Regions from separate parts of the Homo sapiens genome. Here region 1 is linked to region 2. Evidence: chromatin loops called from intact Hi-C (ENCODE). Cell type or tissue: endothelial cell of umbilical vein. All regions are shown on one strand. Each heading gives the region's core, and the rest is flanking DNA. Links, peaks and the distances in the headings are about the cores only.

Region 1 (10,856 bases), core at 903-8,902, 72 kb after region 2:
ACCCTCTGCTAGTTCAAGGCCTAGACTGCGGAGCAATGAAGACTCAAGAGGCTAGAGGTCTAGTGCCCCCTCTTCCTCCAAACTAGGGCCAGTTGCATCCACTTACCAGGTCTGTTTCCTCATTTGCATACCAAGCTGGCTGGACCAACCTCAGGATTTCCAAACCCAATTGTGCGTGGCATCATCTGGAGATCTCTCGATCTCGGCTCTTCTGCACAACTCAACTAATCTGACCCTCCTCAGCTAATCTGACCCTCCGCTTTATGCGGTAGAGTTTTCCAGAGCTGCCCCAGGGGGTTCTGGGGACATCAGGACCAAGACTTCGCTGACCCTGGCAGTCTGTGCACCGGAGTTGGCTCCTTTCCCTCTTAAACTTGTGCAAGAGATCGCTGAGCGATGAAGGTAGAATTATGGTCCTCCTTGCCCTTGCCTTTCCTTTTTGTGATCTCAAAGCATCCTCCCTCCGCCCCCATTCCATGGCCCCAGTTCCCTACTCCCACAGCTGTCTGCTGAAACTGCCAACATTACTCAATTGTTTCTGGGGGGAGGAACATTTTTTTTTGAAACAAAATAGATATATGAAACAGTACACGGGAATTAACACGAATATTTAAGGTAAAACATGACCTTGAAGATTATGAAATCCATCTTATTTTGGCCCAGAACGGGGGCATTGGGCTCCTTGGGCCATAGGGGAGCTGGGGAGGACAGGGTGAAGAGTTAGCTCTAAGCCCTCTGCTTGGAGATGCTGTAAATACAGAACGCAAAATCACCTTCGAAGTTAAAGACGCGAAGTTCTTCTTTACTCGGCCCCTCCTCCCCTCCCCCCCGCCAATTCCCTCCAGTTACAGCTAGCATCCAGGTCCCGGGAGGTGAAGAAGGAGACTTCGGCTCCAGTTACAGCTAGCATCCGGGTCCCGATTTAGAAGGAGCTGCCAATTACAGCGCGGTTCCAGGGCTGAGCAAAAAGCCTGAGGAGCCAAGTGGGAGAGGGAGTAAAACTACTGAATTGGGCCACAAGCAAATGAATAAACTGAACGACTCTTAACCAAACCTAATATATTTAATCCAAACACACAAGTCTTTCATTTCTTCCCTCCTCCCTTCCTTCTCTTACTCCCCAACACCCCCTCTTCAAGCACAATTAATTATATGGTTAGATTCTACTGCGTGATCAGCCCTGTTCTAGGTGGTGGGCACGCCAAGGTGAATGAGACCAAACAAGAGTCTTGCCCTCATGGGGTTTACATTTGGAGACAGAGTCGATCTGTTGCCCAACCTGGAGTGCAGTGGCGCGATCACAGCTCACTGCAGCCTCAAACTCCCTGGCTCAAGGGGTTCTCCCACCTGAGCCTCCCGACTAGCTGGGACCACAGGTGCACGCCACGACGCCTGGGTTTGTTTGTTTGTTTAATAGAGACGAAGGTCTCACCATGTTATCTGGGCTCAAGCGATCATCCCCCCTCCTCCTCCTAAAGTACTGGGATTACAGTCCCAAGCTATCTTGCCCGACCTGGGAAACAGACGTTAAGGAAGATAACAATCTATTTTCAGAGAGCGAGTTTATAAAACCAATGCAATGGGTAAATATGAAGTGTGAATAGGAGGAGAAGCTAAAGAGTGGTCGGAGAATCTAATGCAAGCTACGGGAGAAAGAAACTCAAGTGCAAATGCTGCCTCAGGAATAAACGTAAAAAGAGACTTTCAAGTGCAAATGCTCCCTCAGGAATAAAATAATCTTGAGACTCTCAAGTGTAAATGCTGCCTCGGGAGAACCGAACGGCGAGCTGGAGCCCATACGCAACGAGATTAGAGAGGAAGGCAGAAGCCAGAGCACATGAATAAATGAGCATCCATTTTGTTTCAGAAATGATCGGAAACCATTTGTGGGTTTGTAGAAGCAGGCATGCGTAGGGAAGCTACGGGATTCCGCCGAGGAGCGCCAGAGCCTGAGGCGCCCTTTGGTTATCGCAAGCTGGCTGGCTCACTCCGCACCAGGTGCAAAAGATGCCTGGGGATGCGGGAAGGGAAAGGCCACATCTTCACGCCTTCGCGCCTGGCATTGTGAGCAACCACTGAGACTCATTATATAACACTCGTTTTCTTCTTGCAACCCTGCGGGCCGCGCGGTCGCGCTTTCTCTGCCCTCCGCCGGGTGGACCTGGAGCGCTTGAGCGGTCGGCGCGCCTGGAGCAGCCAGGCGGGCAGTGGACTAGCTGCTGGACCAGGGAGGTGTGGGAGAGCGGTGGCGGCGGGTACATGCACGTGAAGCCATTGCGAGAACTTTATCCATAAGTATTTCAATGCCGGTAGGGACGGCAAGAGAGGAGGGCGGGATGTGCCACACATCTTTGACCTCAGGTTTCTAACGCCTGTTTTCTTTCTGCCCTCTGCAGACATCCCCGATTGAAAGAACCAGAGAGGCTCTGAGAAACCTCGGGAAACTTAGATCATCAGTCACCGAAGGTCCTACAGGGCCACAACTGCCCCCGCCACAACCCACCCCGCTTTCGTAGTTTTCATTTAGAAAATAGAGCTTTTAAAAATGTCCTGCCTTTTAACGTAGATATATGCCTTCCCCCACTACCGTAAATGTCCATTTATATCATTTTTTATATATTCTTATAAAAATGTAAAAAAGAAAAACACCGCTTCTGCCTTTTCACTGTGTTGGAGTTTTCTGGAGTGAGCACTCACGCCCTAAGCGCACATTCATGTGGGCATTTCTTGCGAGCCTCGCAGCCTCCGGAAGCTGTCGACTTCATGACAAGCATTTTGTGAACTAGGGAAGCTCAGGGGGGTTACTGGCTTCTCTTGAGTCACACTGCTAGCAAATGGCAGAACCAAAGCTCAAATAAAAATAAAATAATTTTCATTCATTCACTCATTTATTGTCAACATTTATTGAGCACCTATTACAACAATTTCATCGCATGGAAGACAGCATCGTTTCTGACACTGTTGTTTCATGTATCTCTTAGAAAAACGCTGCTATTAGACATCTAACACTATTTATCTTGAGGTGATAAAATATCAAAAGCCGTGTCTCAAGATCGATGAAATGCGGTTAAAATGATGAATAGAAACTCTAGGGGGACCTCATATCGATAGACTCGAGACTGGCACATCTGGAGATCCGTATTTATCCGGCTTCCCCTTCCAGATCACGCGAGGTTTGGGATATTTTGCTCACCAGGCCTCAGCCAGGTAACTGAATCCAGCCAACCCTGGCCCATAGTCTCGGAATCCGACTCGGCTCCCAGTCCCCGCCTCGGCGTTCTGAGACCCCCAGGCTGGGGTTCCAGAGGGCTGTGAGGTTGCGAATGACTGCTGCCAAACCGGAAGGAACTCTGCGGTTCTCTGCCACAGTGGGATTGTTGCAGGCACGCGGCTCAGACTTCACTGAGGTTGGGAGATGCTCCTGTCCACGCTGCCTCATCCCGTGCTGGAGCACTGCACCTCTATTTTTTTTTTTAGGGTACACGCCACATAACATAAAACTAAAAATTTTAAAGAGTAGAATTCAGTGGCATTTAGTACAATGTTATGCAACCATCACTCCTATCTAGCCCAAAACATTTTCGTCAACTGCATAGGAGGCCCCATTAAGCATACCTGTTAAACTCTTCTTGCCTCCAACTCCTGGCAACTACAAAACTCCTTTTGTCTCTATGGATTTACCTATTCTGAATATTTCTTATAAATGGGATCATACAATATGTGACCTTCCGTGTCTGGCTTCTTTCACCAAGTGTAGTGTTTTGGGGGTTCATTCCTGCTGCAGCATGTATCAGTACCTCATTTCATTTTATGGCTGAATCATATTCCATTGTATGAATATACTGGAAATTGCTCGTCTACTCATCCAGTGATGAACATCGAGTTGTTTTTTGGCTTAAAATTATTCATAGTGTTCTCATATAAATATAAATATGTAATTATTATTTTTATCCATATTTATTACATTATTTATATTTTTATATTTTTATTGTATTATAATAATTTTATAATATTATACTATGATAATATAACAGACTGACTCCTATGGTCTGTCAGTGTGCTCTTCCACTGGCGTGCTCCCTTCCGCTGGGGTGCCCCGCTCCACGTCCAGTTCCTCCGATGAGTTCCTCTGGACATAGAGCCGCTTGTGTGTCTGCCTGCTAGGGTCTCAGGGTTTTCATAGGCAAAGGATGGGGGCGTGGCGGGACAGGGTGGTCTTGGGATATGCAACATTTGGGCGTGAAGGAAGGAGTGCCTGTCCTCACCTAGGTCCAGTGGGCACAGGCCCAGGGGAGGGCCCTTACCAGGGACCCGCCTTTGTCTACCCAACACTTCCCTGCCCCTCTTCTCTATCATTGCGTTTCAGTTACCTTTGCCTTGGTTCAGCACTCACTTGGTTGCTGTAAAACTTTCTTACTGTTTCCCAGAGTTCCCACGAAGTCAATTCTGGCAGCTTTTGCTTATTTTTCTGTGTTTCTATATAGGAATGGGCCCTGCGAGCTCACTACTGTGCCACTTTTGCTATTATCTTTTGTTGTTGTTGTTGTTCAATTTGTTTTGTTTTAGGGCAGGATGGTCAAATGCTTATGATGTGCCAATTTCCTGCCTCCATATATCTCCTGTGCCTGGTACGCAGTGCCCATGCCCGGCATCCTCACTTTCTGGGCATCTGTCTGTCAACATTTCTCTGAAGCTCGCTAGCTCTACCACTCAGCTGTCCCCCTGAAAATTTTCTCCACCTTCCCCCGCAGCTGTAGGAAGCTCACCTTCCTCCTTACCCTTCCTCAACCCCACTCCTGTTCTCTCCCTTTTTCCCCCTTCCACCCCCATTTCCCCGACTTCTGCTGGGGGTGGGAGGGATAACCGATTCACAGACATTCCCCTCCCCCTCGCCGCTTCTCGGGAGATTGCTGGTTCGCAGTCCTACGCTCCACTCGCCAGCAGGCTCCGCTGTGGTGTGAGCACCTCCGGGAGCGCAAAGGCGTCCGCTTTGAGGCACTGGGCCTCGGGCCAGGCAGAGGCTATCTCCGGGACCCTTTTATGGAGATCTGCTGTTAAAGCCCACGCGTGTTTCCCGAGCACACTGAGCACACGCATACTGGGCCTGACGACTCCAGGGAGGGACCTGCTCCGGAACCGCGGACTAGACCCGGGTCCCAGAACTACCCGTGGAGGAGGCCGCAGTAACCTCCGAAGCAGGCTGAGAGACTCGGGTGGGCTTTCTCCAGTGAAAAAAAAGAAGCCAGAGGGGAAGGGTAGATGGAGCAGGAAAGAAGGACGGATTCTAAGCATGGCTGTTCGAGGCCCTGAGGCTGCAGAACTGACTGCGGGACTGCGGTTTGGAGGCGGGGACTTTCCAAAACCACGGACGAAAGAAACCTCCCAACCAACCGATTAAGCACGGGGGCTGTGGAGCAGAAGGGCAATAAAAGGCCCTGCCCACCGAAACCTGTAAAAGTTTCCTTTGTAAGCACGCGTCACGAGCGCGGGTGACGAGGCCCAGGCGCGCCCGGGTGCGGCGACCTCGGAGCCCGCGGGACGGGAGAGCAGCCCTTCCTTTGGCCGGGCCTCCAGCACCAAAACTGGCTGGGATCCTTCCTGGGGCCCACGCCAGTGCCACACCCCAAGTACTCTGGATGCAGGCCAGGTGGGAGGGTCTTCACCTCCACCTCCTTCCAGATCTCACGTGTCTCATTTACGTAATAAAGTTCAGGAAATAGCAGAAAACAACTTTTTTTTTTTTTTTTTTTTTTTTGAGACGGAGTCTTTCTCTGTCGCCCAGGCTGGAGTGCAGTGGTGCGATCTCGGCTCACTGCAACCTCCGCCTCCCGGGTGCAAGCGATTCTCCTGCCTCAGCCTCCTCAGTAGCTGAGATTACAGGCGCCCGCCACAACACCTTTTTAGTAGAGACGGATTTTCACCATTTTGGCCAGGCTGATCTCGAACTCCTGACCTCAAGTGGTCCGCCCTCCTCGACCTCCCAAAGTGTTGGGATTACAGGCCTTAGCCACCGTGCCGGTCCAGAAAAGCACATTTAAAAACTACAGATTGATATCCTTGTTGGGCATTGATGCTAAAATCCTTAACAAAATACTAGCTAACAGAATCCAACAACATATCAAAAAATAATCCACCATGACATGATCAAGTGGGTTTCATACCAGGAATGTAGGGATGATTTAACATATGTGATACACCACGAAAACAGAATTAAAAACAAAACATCACATGATCATCTCAATAGATGCAGAAAAAGCATTTGACAAAATTCAGCATCCTGTTATGATTAAAACTCTCAGCAAAATTGGCATACAAGGGACATACCTTAATGTAATAAAAGCCATCTATGAAAACCCACAGCCAACATAATACTGAATGGGAAAAGTTGAAAGCATTTCCTCTGAAAACTGGAACAAGGATGCCCACTCTCACCACTCCTCTTCAACATAGTACTGGAAGTTCTAGCCAGAGCAATCAGATGAGAGAGAAAAATAAAAAGGGTATCCAAATCAGTAAAAAGGAAGTCAAACTGTCACTGTTTGCTGATGATATGATCGTTTACCTTGAAAACCCTAAGGACTCCTCCAGAAAGCTACTAGAATTGATAAAAGAATTCAGCAAAGTTTCTGGATACAAGATTAGTGTATACAAATCAGTAGCTCTTCTATACACAAACAGCGACCAAGCAGAAAATCAAATCAAGAACTTAACCCCTTTTACAGTAGCGGCAAAAAAAAAAAAAAAAAAATCAAATCAAATCAAATACTTAGGAATATGCCTTACCAGGGAGTCAAAAGACCTCTACAAGAAAAACTACAAAACACTGCTGAAACAAATAATAGACAACATACAAATGGAAACATATCCCATGCTCATGGATGAGCAGAATCAATATTGTGAAAATGACCATACCGCCAAAAAAATCTACAAATTCAATGCAATCCCCATCAAAATACCACCATCATTCTTCACAGAATTAGAAAAAACAATTCTAAAATTCATATGAAACCAAAAAAGAGCCTGCACAGCCAAAGTAAGACTAAGCAAAAAGAACAAATGTGGAGGCATCATGCTACCTGCTTTCAAACTATACTATAAAGGCACAGTCACCAAAACAGCATGTACTAGTATAAAAATAGGCACATAGACTGATGGAACAGAACAGAGAACTCAGAAATAAACCCAAATACTTACAGCCAACTGATCTTTGACACAGCGAACAAAAATATAAAACGGGGAAAGGACACCCTTTTAAACAAATGTTGCTGGGATAATTGGCTAGCCACATAATAGGAGAATGAAACTGGATCCTCATCTCTCACCTTATACAAAAATCAACTCAAGATGGATTAAGGACTTAAACCTAAGACCTGAAACTATAAAAATTCTAGACGATAACATTGGAAAAACCCTTCTAGACATTGACTAGGCAAGGATTTCATGACCAAGAACCAAAATGCAAATGCAATAAAATCAAAGGTACGTAGCTGGGACCCAGTTAAACTAAAGAGTTTTTCCACAGCAAAAGGAACAGTCAGCAGAGTAAATAGACAACCCACAGAGTGGGAGAAAACCTTCACAATCTATGCGTCTGACAAAGGACTGATATCCAGAATCTACAATGAACTCAAACAAATCTGTAAGAAAAAAAAACAAACAATTTCATCAAAAAGTGGGCTAAGGACATGAAAAGACAATTCTCAAAAGAAGATATACAACTGACCAACAAACATGAAAAAATGCTCAACATCACTAATGATCAGAGAAATGCAAATCAAAACCACAATGCTATACTCCTGCAAGAATGGCCATAATCAAAAAATCAAAAAACAGTAGATGTTGGCATGGGTGTGGTGAGCAGGGAACACCTTTACACCACTGGTGGGAATGTAAACAAGTACAGCTACTATGGAAAACAGTGTGGAGATTCCTTAAAGAACTAAAAGTAGAACTACCATTTGATCCAGCAATCCCACTACTGGGTTTCTACCCAAAGGAAAAGGAATCATTATTTGGAAAAGATACTTGCATACGCATGTTTATAGCAGCACAATTCACAATAGCAAAATCGTGCAACTAACCCAAAAGCCCATCAATCAATGAGTGTATAAAGAAACTGTGGTATATATATATATATATAATGGAATACTACACAGCCATGAAAAGGAATGAATTAACAGCATTTGCAGTGGCCTGGATGAGAATGGAGACTACTATTCTAAGTGAACTACCTCAGGAATGGAAAACCAAGCATTGTATGTTCTCACTGATATGTGGGAGCTAAGCTATGAGAATGCAAAGGCATAAGAATGATACAATGGACTTTGGAGACTTACGGGGAAGAGATGGAGGGGGCGAGGGATAAAAGACTACAAATATGGTTCAGTGTATCCTACTCAGGTGAAGGGTGAACCCATATCTCACAAGTCACCACTAAAGAACTTACTCATGTAACCAAACACCACCTGTACCCCAATAACTTATGAAAAATAAAAAAATAAATAAATGGGCAGCATTTGCTATCCTATGAAATTGGAAAAAATAGAACAAAATAAATGGATACATCATCATTTCCCTTTTCCACTATTTGAACTGTTCTTTGAGTGAGTTGTCTTACAACATTTCAGTAGTTTTTTCTGAATTCTCAACCGTCTCTCAAATAGCTAACATCATAATTGACTGTTGCTACAATTCTATCTATAGACTGTTTGGTCTTAGAGAACTATTTCTCTAGGGAATAGAAGCCAAAGAACAGATCAGAGAACATTGCTGTTACATATTCTGTCTATGGATTACTATTTGAGATTAAGTTGTTACCTCCATTAATATCTTTAAGGCATTTCTGAAGAAATTGAAAATAAGCATTGCGAAATCCCTGTCTTGATTCAGAAGGATAATGTAGCTGCCCCAGAGCCTGTTTGCATTCATTACTAAAAAAAGATGTATGAAATCTGGAAGGAAGTAATGCGCAGAGCTCTAACTCTGTAGGTAATATTCTCATTCCTTACTTCATTCAAGAAATAATCAGTGGCCACCTACTGTGTGCCAGATATTGTGCTAGGTAATAACAGTAAAGGACTAAACGTCTATCTCAAAGGGAAGATAAAACAAAAGTATGAAGTACTGGTGTTGTTTATAAACTTTTCAATGTTCTGTTCTAGATGCTACCTTCTGAGAGAGTCTTCCCCATGGCATGGAGAAAAATTTATTAAGACTAAATCCCTTCTGTTCCCCTAACTAAGAAGAGCCTTCGTGATTTGGTAGAGTGCCAAAAAGATTTAAAAAACAAATTGGGCTGGATGCGGTGGTTCACGCCTGCAATCCCAGCACTTTGGAAGGCAGAAGCGGGTGGATCACATGAGGTCAGGAGTTCGAGATCAGCCTGACTAATATGGTGAAACCCCATCTCTTCTAAAAATACAAAAATTAGCTGGGCGTGGGGGCACTTACCTGTAATCTCAGCTACCCCAGAAGCTGAGGCAGGAGACTCGCTTGAACCTGGGAGGTGGAGGTTGCAGTGAGCAGATTTTGCAGCATTGCACTCCAGCCTAGGTAACAAGAGTGAAACTCCATCTCAAAAAAAAAAAAAAAAAAAAAAAAAAAAAAAAAAAAAAAATTGAATAGCTCTACCCAGAAAAAGCTGGGAATAAGTATCTTCTCATAACTGGAGGTGGGGAGAAAGAGAAATAGTACTCTCCCAATTATAAATCATTTAATAAAATAATTTTCGATGTTAATGACTTAAGTGAGAAAACTGTTGATACAGATGAGATTTGAAGTTAGCAGCCCAGGAATTAAATTTTAGGATCCTTCTACCTGTCAACCTCTACGTCATCAAGACTGATTAACTGCTATCTTCTTTTAAAGCTAACATTAAAGCTAATTTAACATGTGGAATGTTTTTATTAATTACCATACTTTCAAGCTTTAGATAGGAATAGTAAAGCAAAACAGATTTGACCTCTAAATCAAAGACTTTATGGATGGGGAACTGAAGAAATAAGTATTACAAAGCTGAATAATAATCAAAAAAAGTGTTTTCTAAGGACCATTGAAATGAGAGTCATGAAAAGAGCAAGCAGAGAAATGGAATGTATTTCACGTTGTTAGGGAAAATACCTCAAGGAAGTAGTTTACAGGCAAGTGAGGTTGTCCACTGGGTACTACCACAGGACCAAAGACGAATACTTCAAGAAAGTGCAGTCAGAAAGTGACCCAGTGTGTCCGGAATTGGTGGGTTCTTGGTCTCACTGACTTCAAGAATGAAGCCGCGGACCCTCGCGGTGAGTGTTACAGCTCTTAAGGTGGTGCGTCTGGAGTCTGTCCCTTCTGATGTTCAGATGTGTTCGGAGTTTCTTCCTTCTGGTGGGTTCGTGGTCTCGTTGGCTCAGGAGTGAAGCTGCAGACCTTCGCCGTGAGTGTTACAGCTCTTAAGATGACGCGTCTGGAGTCTCTCCCTTCTGATGTTCAGATGTGTTCGGAGCTTCTTCTTTCTGGTGGGTTCCTGGTCTCGCTGGCTCAGGAGTGAAGCTGCAGACCTTCGCGGTGAATGTTACAGCTCTTAACGCAGCGCGTCTGGAGTTGTTTGTTCCTCTCCATGGGCTCGTGGTCTCGCTGGGCTCAGGAGTGAAGCTGCAGATCTTCGCACTGAGTGTTACAGCTCATAAAAGCGGCGTGGACCCAAAGAGTGAGCAGTAGCAAGATTTATTGCAAAGAGTGAAAGAACAAAACTTCCACGGTGCAGAAGGGGACCCGAGTGGGTTGCCAATGCTGCCTCCGGCAGCCTGCTTTTATTCTCTTATCTGGCCCCACCCACATCCTGCTGATTGGTAGAGCCCAGTGGCCTGTTTTGTCAG
Region 2 (10,856 bases), core at 1,624-9,623:
AAAACTTCAAAACCAAATAAAATACAGACCTGATAGCTCCTTAAAATTTGGGGGATGGAGAGAAAAGACGCTAAAAATAAAAACAGATAGAATTACAATTCCTGCATAAACAGTGTTACAATGACAGCCTGTTAACAGGAATATCATAAAACTCTATTGTGAATAGATTTTCCAAACATGTATACATTTCATAGTCATGAAAACACATCACTCAGTCATACATATTAAGGATATAATTGATTAGAAGGGTTTAAGTATAGCCATTCTTGTGTGATTGTGTGACAAGAGTCAGAATTCAAGAAACTTTTGCAGGAACGCAAGGTTTTTTTGAGAAGTAAACTCAGTGATATCTGTTTTGCTTTCTTTAACATAATAATGCCAAGGTTAATATTATGGACAATTTTTAAAATCTTACTGTTGGGTCTGAGTACTTGTGAAACAACATTCTGAAGACATCCAAAGACAGCATGAATGGAGACCCCCTGGACTGGTGCTTCCATTGGGCCACAGTGGTGGCCATGGGGCAAGGTAGAGTCTGAGTACTTCAGGGAGGGTGGGATTTATTCTTGACTCACAACCACACAGATGAACCAGTCTTCATGCATTCCTTAATTTTATCTGTTGCAATGCATAAATACATTTCTATGCCATCCTCTTTTAAGAGCATTTTTCACTTTCTGCTTTTTAAAGACAGAAATAATAAGGATTTGGATTACTGAGCTCTGTGAATTGTAATATTTTTCAGAATATTATAATTGTTCATAGACCCTTGAAGGCAGAAAATGTCTAGTTCACTATTATATTTCTAGTGTCCAGTGCCTGAAACATGGTTGGTAAATATTTGTTGAATTAGTTAATAAACGTATGAACAAATGTTTTAGCCCCTAGACAGCTGGTAGAAGAAAGGGTTTAGGAAAGAAAATAGGAAAGAGAACTTCTGAAGCCCAAATTCACATTATTTATTTCTTGGCCTCTTGTGCCTACCAGGCCCAGCAGTGAATGAGCTAGCAGTGATCTCACCCGTAGAACCTGCTGGGCTAGTCCTTCAGCAAGTGAGGTGAGTCTGTCAACTCATGTAAAACATAGTAAACTTGGCTAACATATTCCCAGAACAGTGTGACTGCTCTCACCATCCAAATCTGCCCTGGTAAGCTAGATCTAATTATCCACCATGGAATTTGGCCAATTACACAGAGATTATGGTATGTTGAGAAATATGAACTTTAGCTACCCATAAATACAAGAACAGGAATCAAGGCCACTCCCTATTGCTTCTGGTGATTTCTGAAATTTTTTTCAAAACAGACAACAGTTGCTTTGGAGTCTGTGAGTTTCCTTCTCAAGTAGATGAAAACATAAGTCAAAATGCTTTAGATTTTTATGTAAAGTATCTTCAAATATAAAGAAAATAGAGTCTGTAGTGTTTTTTCAGTAAGATTTCAAATGAAGTTCAAAGCCCTAAGAAAGTGTTTTCACCTTTCAGCAGTAGATTCAGAGAGCTTAACTCTTTCCATTTACAACAGAAGGTCACCATGCACATTATCACATGTTTATGCAGTAGAACTAGACAAAGTTTAATGTTCCCTTTTATATGTTTTCCTGGTAAACAAAAATTGTCTCAGGGTTATTATGCATATATGATATTGTCAAGAAACTTTCTGGGTACTGTGGGGCAAAGTCTTCTCCATAAATAAGCTAGGGTTGATTGGAGTTTTCACTTTGAAAAATATCGCACAGGAGGATCTCAACAGCTAGACAATTTCCACAGTACATTTTATTTTTGTTCATTGTTGTTATACACAACTCTTCAGGATCACACCTACTGAAGAGGTTCAGGTACATCTGTAGCATTTGCTCTTCTCATCACTTCAGATTGTCTATTTTTCTCTCTTTTCTTTTTCTCCCAATATACTTTTCTGTTGCATTAAAGGACACCACTTTCCAACACATTTTCTCTTTATCCCAGTTTTATCTCTTACACCATCAACATTTCTGGTACATTTGTTTTCTGTTTTCATGGAAATTTTTACTTTTGCAGGCAGTTATTTAGTGAGAGAGGGAGTGGTACAAAACCACAGAAGTGACTAAGAAAAGTCAGAGAAATCAAATCTGATTCTACACGCAGTGAGCAATAGTATAATGAATGCTGGGTTGAGATGAGAAAGCCTAGAGATACATTCTGGCACCAAAGCTTACTGTGTGGCCTGGGAAGTCAGGGAACCTCTTGAGTATTTCAGTTTCCACATTTATATAATTAAGATGCTAACACTGACTGACAGAAATGTCAGTAAGATGAAATCAGACTGCATGGGAGTTTTATGTTACATTAATTTGTAAATTGTGTATCTCTGTATTCATGTGAGTGTGGCTATCATGATGTTAGACATCCAGCTACAAAGGAGGCATTCGTGCACACACACAGTCTCCAATCTTCTGTTTACCTTCTGTTTACTCCTGCCTAAACTGGACTAACTCAGGAATATCAAGGAGTTCATTCCTCAGAAGATGGAATCCATACACATGAACAATCTGACCATCTCTACTGTACCTTGCACAGCTGCTTGGCTTCATAAAACTTCTCCCAGTCTGCTTCACTGACAGTCTGATGTTGGTTATGATCTCCTTCTCAACCCACCACCCACATCTCCACTATAGTCTGGTTGTTTGTGAACATCTGGATTGAACTAGAATTGAGTAGAGTAATGATGTTTTGGAGTCAAATTGATTTGTGTTCAAACACTGGCACTATAATGAAATAGCCATGACACCTTGAACTTGTCATTTAATTTCTATGAGGCTCCATTTCCTAATTTGTATATAGATGGCACTAATATCTACACCATAGAATGCTGATAAGGAATAAGCAAGATAATACATGATCACAGGCTCTTGCCTTGATCAACAGTTAGAGTGGTGTGTTAGTCGGCTAGGACTGCTGTACAAAGTGCCACAAACTGAGTGGCCTAAAAAGAGAAATTGTCTCACAGCTCTGGAAGCTAGACGTCTGAGATTAGCAGTTGGCTGGGCCATCCTCTCCCTCAAGGCTACAGGGAAGAATTTATTCAAGGTCTCTTCCGTAGCTTCTGTTAATTTTGTGACTTTTAGCAGCATAACTCCAGTCTTCAGAGAGCATTCTCCCAGTGCATGTCTCTATGGCCAAAATTCTCCTTTTTATAAGGACACCATGATTAGGAGCTTCTCCTATGTCAGTAAGATCGCATCTTAACTAATTATATTTGCAATGACCCTGTTTCCAAATAAGGTCACATTCTGAAGCACTAGGAGTTAGGACTTCAGCATAGTCATTTCGGGGGAACACAATTCAGCCCATAACAAATGGAATGAAAAAATTTTGAGGGCCTGAAGATTTGGCAAAGTTTATTTAGGAGCTGAGAGGTCAGAAAAACCGTGCAGTGTGCCATAGCTAATTGCTCAGCCACTTCTTACTATAATCTGTTTTTTTAAGAGACTATATAAATTATCCAAATAACTACTATAAGCTGCCATTCTACTTTGATTGTGGTAATCTGTATTTTCTCATTCCAAAAATGGAGAAAATAATGCTGGCCTCTACCTCCTAGAAGCTTACAGTCAAAATATTACAACAACAATGCTATCCACACAGATGTTAAAACACAGAGTAAACAGATGTTGCGCAATTAAGACACAGCTAAAACAGGGGCCGAGTATTTATATATGGAGAATTGACTCTTGTTGCCACAGGAAGGTGAAGGACAAGAGCGAAAAGAAAAATTATACTGGTTTCATAAAGACAGGACTACTGAGGGATTTGAGGTGGTCCTTGCAGGGAGAGAACATGGGAAGCTCACAGGAAATTAAACCAGTAAGTTGACATGGCTTCCCCTGACTGAGATATTAATGATTCTAGTTCCACCGAGCAACAAAGTCTAAAGATTTGGATCCCTTTTTAATGATTCTTGGCCTTAAAAAATTAGATGTCATTTTAAGTTTTTGTCATTTTGAATATTTTTAAGGTACTGTTCCCTAGAGTTATTTAGTAAAGAAATTTCTAAATCCCTAAACCCATTTTCTAAAATTCTAAACACATTAAGAATAAATATTGACAAGGAAAAAATTTCCATGTCCTAACTGGAAATTTTCTCAGATAAATGAAAGTTAGGATCTCTTCCAGAGTAAGTTCCACTCCAATATAATCAAGTCAACAATGAAATTACTATTTCTAGAATACTTACTATGCATACACTATACCAGATATTGCTTGTAGTACAAAAGGAGATAAGCAGTTGTTTTTTAACTTTAAAAATAATTGAAACAAAGGAATACATATGCATACTTTGTCTTTACCAAATAATGGATTTTTTTCTAGACATTATCTCCGTCATTAAAAATGCATCAGCATTGTTGGTCTCTATCATTAACCTATTATCCTGTGGGTTCCTTGACAGAAGAAATTACATCTTGTCCATATCCAACTTGTTTCTTAAACATTAAAAAAGAAAAAGTAAAAGGACTGAATTAGTACAAAAGAATAAAGTTTTATTATAGTGCAAGAGCTCAAAGTAATATCCATCCCAAGTATGGATATTTAGAGTTGTTCAGATATTTGTGCTATACTCTCTTAAAAGTAAAAGATTTTTAAAAGAGGCAGCTGAGCAATTAAAGTAAGATGCACTTTGTGGTTTCTTTGAGCTCATAAATCTTGAACAGATTTATCAAATCTGCGCTGGCAAAATAGTTAAGCTTGGTAGATAATTATTTTTGAATAATTAAACGAGTAAATAATTAAATAAATTAATGAATTATACTAAAGAAATTGGAGAAAAGTTGAATTTCACCTCTCTCCTCTAGGTGGCAAACTCATACCTCCTACAGTGTTTCACATTTCCTGTCTCCTAGAACTGACATATGAAAATTGCACTGAAAAAAAAATCCATAATTTTATGTCTGTTGTAGTGTAGAAGTAAGCAAATATAAAAGTATTTTCTCCCAAAAGTGCTTCCTTCAGTTTTGTATCTTTAAGCTTCTTGTCAAGAACATTGTTTATAGCAAGTCATTATGAAATATGATTGTGTAAGTACTATAAAGAAATAAAATTGTGCAAGAGGCTTTTCAAAGCACTTGTGCAAGACTGCTTTGAGTACCTTCAGATTTTCATTGCCTACTCTTAGGAAAACATTATTTTCCCTAACTTTTATTATTATTCTCTAGGATATTCATTTTCCCCTAAATATGAAAACTAAGCCCCATATATATTTTTTTCCAGATTCACTGTGACCATAACAGATAAAATTGAATAAAAGCTTAATGTGTTATCCTCTAAATGGAATATAGAACCAAATGAGGTAAATTAATCCAAATACCTTGCTTTAATTTCCATTCACACCAAAATATGAGTTCCCTGAATGAATTAAATTATGCCCCCCAATCTCCACTACCCTTTGTGGTGACATAGTCTGTATTTTCTTATACAGGAAATATGACTGGAAAATGTCTTGAAGTGTCATGAAAGCTGAAGAGGAAAGTTAAAATTAATCTAAGAGCACACCAAACAGGAACAGCAAGTATTGAAGATGCCTGCCCTGTTTCCAGAAGTAAGAGGAGATAAGTAAAAAGAACAATGACATGTTATAGCCCAAGAGCTAAAATTAAATGCATATAAACAATTCTTGTGGAAACTAGAAGCCGATGTAGATTACGCAAACCAGGTAGAGTCTTGCCAGAACATGCCAGGAGAGAGTCACCCAGCACTGAGACATGGCTAGAGATAGAAGTGAGGTTAACACTGGGAAACTACAGAGGATTCTGCACTTGGATGGCAGCTGTTAAATTCTACATTAATACTGAATAGTATGTACTTTAAACCCCATTTTTCTTCTTTATCCCACTGAAGAAGCTGAAAGTTAGTTGTTCAGATACAGGAATCCAAATGAGAATTGCTAGTTTATGTATGATTTCTCTAACACACATTTCTTGAACAACCACTTTAGGCCAGGCCCCATAATAGAACCCAGAGTAGAATCCTTGAATAACACAAATATGAATAAGGCATGCATGATCCTTGCCATCAGCGTAGTGACGAAACCAGACATGTACACAAACAATTATATGAGGGTGGTAAAGGGAGAAGGGGAGAAAGAATGCACAGAGCCAAACTGGTACATTGATGTCAGGGTGTGGAAGAGCCACCTTTCAATCCCATTCTACATCTGGATTAATGGCAACTTGTTTGACCAGAATCTAACCACAGTATTAGTTTTGGTGGATTTTGAGTTACACCTACACAGCTGGGCCTCTAATGCAGCTAAGTAATGGAAAGAGGCACAAAGTAGATATGATCATCTATAATACCTCTCCAAAGGCATTTTAGCCTTGTTTCAAGAGATTGTTCTCAAAGGTTTGCATGAAGGCAGAGGAGTTACACAAGAAAACACCACCTGTTAAATGGACAGATGACTCCTAACTTTGACATTAGAAGGCAAACATAAATCTTTTTAAGTAAACTAATAAGCTAAAAATATATTAATAGGGGAATACAAATAAATTATAGAATATCTCACAATTTTAAAAGAATGAGGTAGCTCTAGCATGGAAGTATAAAAATATGCATAGAAGTGAAAAAAGCAGGACGAAACAATTTAGGCTGTAGACTAACTTTGTTATTTGATGCAACTTACACACTGTTGTTATACCTCTAGAATTAAAATGACAATTTTTTAAATAATTTTGGGGGGCCTAGATTTGCTATTTAACCTATCAAAGAATTGTGTCTTACAGTATTATTCAAATGTAGTGTGTAAAGACTTATACTATTGGTCCTAAGCACTACTGGTTGTTTTAGGCTTTTTCTCTTTCTCTGTAGCTACTTTGCAAGCATTATCTTCATGTTTACAGCATTCAATCTAATTAGCCCATGCACAATATAATTTCAATTCAAAAGGAGAAAAGTGAATTTTGACCCACGTTTTATTATTAAATGGATTCCCTGCCCTGTATCAGCCTAAGGTAGATCTGTTCTCATTTGTCTTTATTCTTCATGATAAGAAAGGAGAGAGAAAAAGAAAGGTGAAAAACGGGGCTCAAGAAAATAGAGGAGGGAAGGACTGATCATCCCTTCCAATAGTGGAAACTGAAAGTTGTCTGTTAACTGTAGCCCTTACATCTGTGGCTAAGCCAACACCTCAGGCCCTGTCCTGTGGCATCTCCTTCACCGTGATTGATGCAATTCTCCTTTAGTCAAAAAATTCTCTTTAATTCAGTACATGTCTACAATGACTCAGGATCCTCAGATGTGATCATGGCCTCTTCTCCTTCTAGAAAAATCTATAATGATAAAAAGCCACAGAGTCTGACTTCTATCAGGCAAACTTATCTCTGGAAACACCACAGAAAGAAAGCCAGTGTGGCATGCACAGGATGTGGCATAAACAGCCCAATAGCTCAAACCAGCCAGTGACCTTTCACAAAGAAGACAAAGGCAAATACTCGGAGAAGCAGCCAATATATTGGTGCCAACATTCCACAAGTAGAACAGATGCATCCAACCCCTCGTGGAACCACAGACCAAGCTAGGCACACCTAGACTTTCCCACTCACAGGGCCACCAGGGCTAGTCTGAATTCAAATCAATAGAAGCTTACTGCCATGGGTATAGGTGAGACCCATGTTTGACGCCAATCAACATATTCACGATTACCCAACAAGGAAAATAAACAAACACATGCACCCATATCTATGTAATTCTTTTCAAAAGAACTTGAAGTAAAGCAATAAGAACTGAGAGAGAATGGTATTAGTTCTATCTTAGTTCTTGTTGCTCTACTTCAAGTTCTTTTCAAAAGAATTAGTTTCATAATTATGAAATAAGCACCAACAAGAACTAGAATTTCAGTGATGAACCAGCAAAACAGTTCCAGCTGCCCTCAGCAGCACTTATTTTCTCTAAATACCTTAGTTAGACAACAACCTAAAAAAAAAAGATAAATGTTTAAAATAATACAGTAATGATAAGAATCATTATAGTCACCATTTATTAGGCATCTATTAGATGCCAGATATTTTGCTATATTTAGCTACATAGCTTACTCCTCATAGTAGTCTTGTGAAGCAGGTTTTATTATCCCCATTTTACATATGAGAAAACTACATCAAATCTAAATTAAATAACTTTCCTAAAACTACCCAACTAGAATGGCACAGCCATAATCAAACTCTAGTTGAACTCCTTTCACTATACCACAGGTTAGCAAATTATGACCCTTATGTCAAATCAGTCTTGCTGCCTAATTTTATTTTTAAAAGTCTTATTGGAACATAGATACTCCTTCATTCATGTATTGTCTATGGGTGAGTCTTTATTACAACAGCAGAGATGAGTAGTTGTGACAGAAACTCGATGGCCCTCAAAAGCGAAACAAGCTACTATCAGGACCTCTATAGAAAAAGTTTGCCAACCTCTACACTGTAGTATGCCTTAAGGATTTTTAGAAGATTGAGTATGATAAACACTTTCAAAGAATGATGAAATTCTGAGAAATGGGAGTTAATTGTCATCAATTTCTTTGTTAACAGCTACACTAAGACATTCTGTCCAAAACCAAGTTGGAGAAAGAATAGTTGCGTTTCAGAATACAAGAATTTGAATTTTATTGACTACTTCATCTCTTCCCTAATCCTAACTCGGGCTTCTTTTCACCTCAATTTCTCCCAGGATATCTCACCAAAGTAAACACCTAAGGCAGAAAGTCAGGGGGGAACACAATGAAAAAGTAGTGCTATAGCTTCACAAAACTTTTAATTCCATTTTCATTTCTACCACCTATCATAGAGGCACCCCAAAAAAGAGACATGCCAAACTTCAGGGTTTAATTAGTTTAGGCAAGTCTGGGTGGGTGAATTTATAGACCAGAATAATAGAATTTTAATATGGAAAGCACATAAAGTAATAACCAATTGAGAACCAGGTAACAACAAAGAAGAACCTTCTCTTATCTATCCCACCACATGTTCAACATGATCTGGCCTAAGGCCACATTGTATCTGTATCTATTCACCATCTTTCATATATTCATTAACTTCATGTCTTTTATCGAAGTTACACCTTTGATTTTTTAAAAAGCATGGTTTGGGGAATCAAGCATACTTGGGTTCAAACCCTGCTGTAGCCACCTACTACTTGTATAATCTTAAGCAAGTCAGTAAACCACTTTAAGCCTCAATGCAATATAAATGTAGTTGGTTTTTCATTGAGTATAAAGAAACTGGAATGAGATAGCACATTCAGTGCCAACAAAGCATCTGGCACGTAGTAGGCACTCTGTCAATAGATGGCAAACACCAGCGTTATTCTTACAAAACAGGTGAAACTGCATCACCTCAGTCTCTTCTTGGACCAACATCAGCAGGTGTTAATTGTTGGAGCAAGTGGCATCTCACTACTCAAACTATGGATGATAATCTGCTGGCTGCATACTGTATAGGAAAAGCATTTTTACCTGAGAAAGATAACTTTCAACTTTCTAATCTAGCCTTGTACCAGTTGCAAATAATTGTTATTATATGTTATGCTTTATAGACAGCCTTGTTTTTAATTATGAGGTTTTTATTGGAGTGGCAGGTTTCAGGGTAAGTCTGCCATCTGACTTGCCAGTACTTGTTAAAAGTTTTTATAGTGTGACTCATTTACATATGCATGTGTATGTTTAGGTGCTATTATTAAATTTTGCTGGCATATAGTGAGGAAATTGTGATTCAAATTCGTCCGTATGTACTCCTCCCCCACCATCTGCTCTGCCCCTCCATTTACCAGAAGGCTAGCTTTAGCTACTTGTGCATGTAAAACAGAAGCAAGCAACACTGTGAAAGTGAAAATCTTTTAGGTAGTGTAGTGCAGCGGTGGTCCCCAACCTTTTTGGCACCAGGGACTGGTTTCGTAAAAGTCAATTCTTCTGCAGGTGGGTGGGGGGTGCTCTGGGTTGAAACTGTTCCACGTCAGATCATCAGCCATTAGTTAGATTCTCATAAAGGGCGCACAACCTAGATCCCTTGCGTGTGCAGTTCACAATAGGGTTTGTGCTCCTATGAGAATCTAATGCCACTGCTGATCTGACAGGAGGCGGAACTCAAGCAGTAATGCTTGCTCACCTGCTGCCCACCTTCTGCTGTGCAGCCTGGTTTCTAACAAGCCACAGACCAGTACAAAATTAAAAACACTGGGCATGAGGAAATAATATTCACGCTTTAAATTGTCTTTTCTATTCACTACACTAGGGCCACAGTCTGTGGCCTAGGGGTTGGGGACCCCTGGTGTAGTGAAGAGAAAAGACAATTTAAAGCATGAATATTATTTCCACATGCCCAGTGTTTTTAATTTTGTAGAGGGAATCCCTGCAGGAAAAATCATCTTCACATCCAAGACAGCAAGTGGTATTGATGACAGATCAGTGCTATAAATTGCCTGTGGAAGAAAAGAGAGAGAGAGAAAATGAGTGTACAAACAAAGCTCTTTAAAAGAATAAAGACACTCCCATAAATAAAAAAATGAAAACTCAAAATGGCATGGACAACAATGAATAAACTCCACAGTGATTCAATAATACCAACAGCCAAGCCTTTGTTGAGCACCTTCTACAGATGCACCTCAGGCATGAAGCCCTAGGCAGCACACTGTGGATACAAAGTATAAATAATGACATTTTGTAGATACAGACATTGCTTTTGTGTTTCCAACTGCTCTATTAATTTAAAGTACGGAAAAAGTAGAAGGAATGAAGGGAAGGAAGGGAGGAAAAGGGGAAAGGAGAAAAATGGGAGAATAAGAGAAAAAGAAAAGGTGTCCAGTGTTAGAAGTCACAATTCTATCAGAACTCCAAGTGCCT

The links. A loop is a pair of places that touch in the nucleus more often than their neighbours do. Peaks named below come from ENCODE experiments on the same cell type or tissue, not always from the same donor. Only the 100,000 strongest peaks of a DNase experiment are listed, where the experiment ranks them.
Region 1: a loop joins it to region 2, with 3 times the contacts of the local background. A loop is called at or near these places in 2 of 110 quality-filtered maps.

The regions. Positions count from the first base shown.
Region 1 is chr9:21,959,783-21,970,638 of GRCh38, reverse strand. CDKN2A (cyclin dependent kinase inhibitor 2A) reads left to right here. Exons shown (of 3, transcript NM_000077.5): 3 at 2,397-2,887. The coding sequence ends at 2,410. CDKN2A-AS1 (CDKN2A antisense RNA 1) reads right to left here and starts at 3,500. Exons shown (of 1, transcript NR_024274.1): 1 at 2,885-3,500. RefSeq lists enhancers at 834-1,747, 7,586-7,730, 10,706-10,850 and cis regulatory regions at 7,658-7,660, 10,778. In endothelial cell of umbilical vein, for the core only: a CTCF peak has its summit at 4,934; DNase peaks (open chromatin) are centred at 2,038 and 4,948; H3K4me3 peaks cover 722 bases; H3K27me3 peaks cover 4,659 bases.
Region 2 is chr9:22,032,253-22,043,108 of GRCh38, reverse strand. CDKN2B-AS1 (CDKN2B and CDKN2A antisense cis and trans regulatory RNA 1) reads right to left here. Exons shown (of 19, transcript NR_003529.4): 3 at 10,123-10,435. Among named protein-coding and RNA genes, the nearest start is that of CDKN2B, 28 kb to the right of the region's middle. In endothelial cell of umbilical vein, for the core only: a CTCF peak has its summit at 4,847 (motif pointing right); a DNase peak (open chromatin) is centred at 4,958.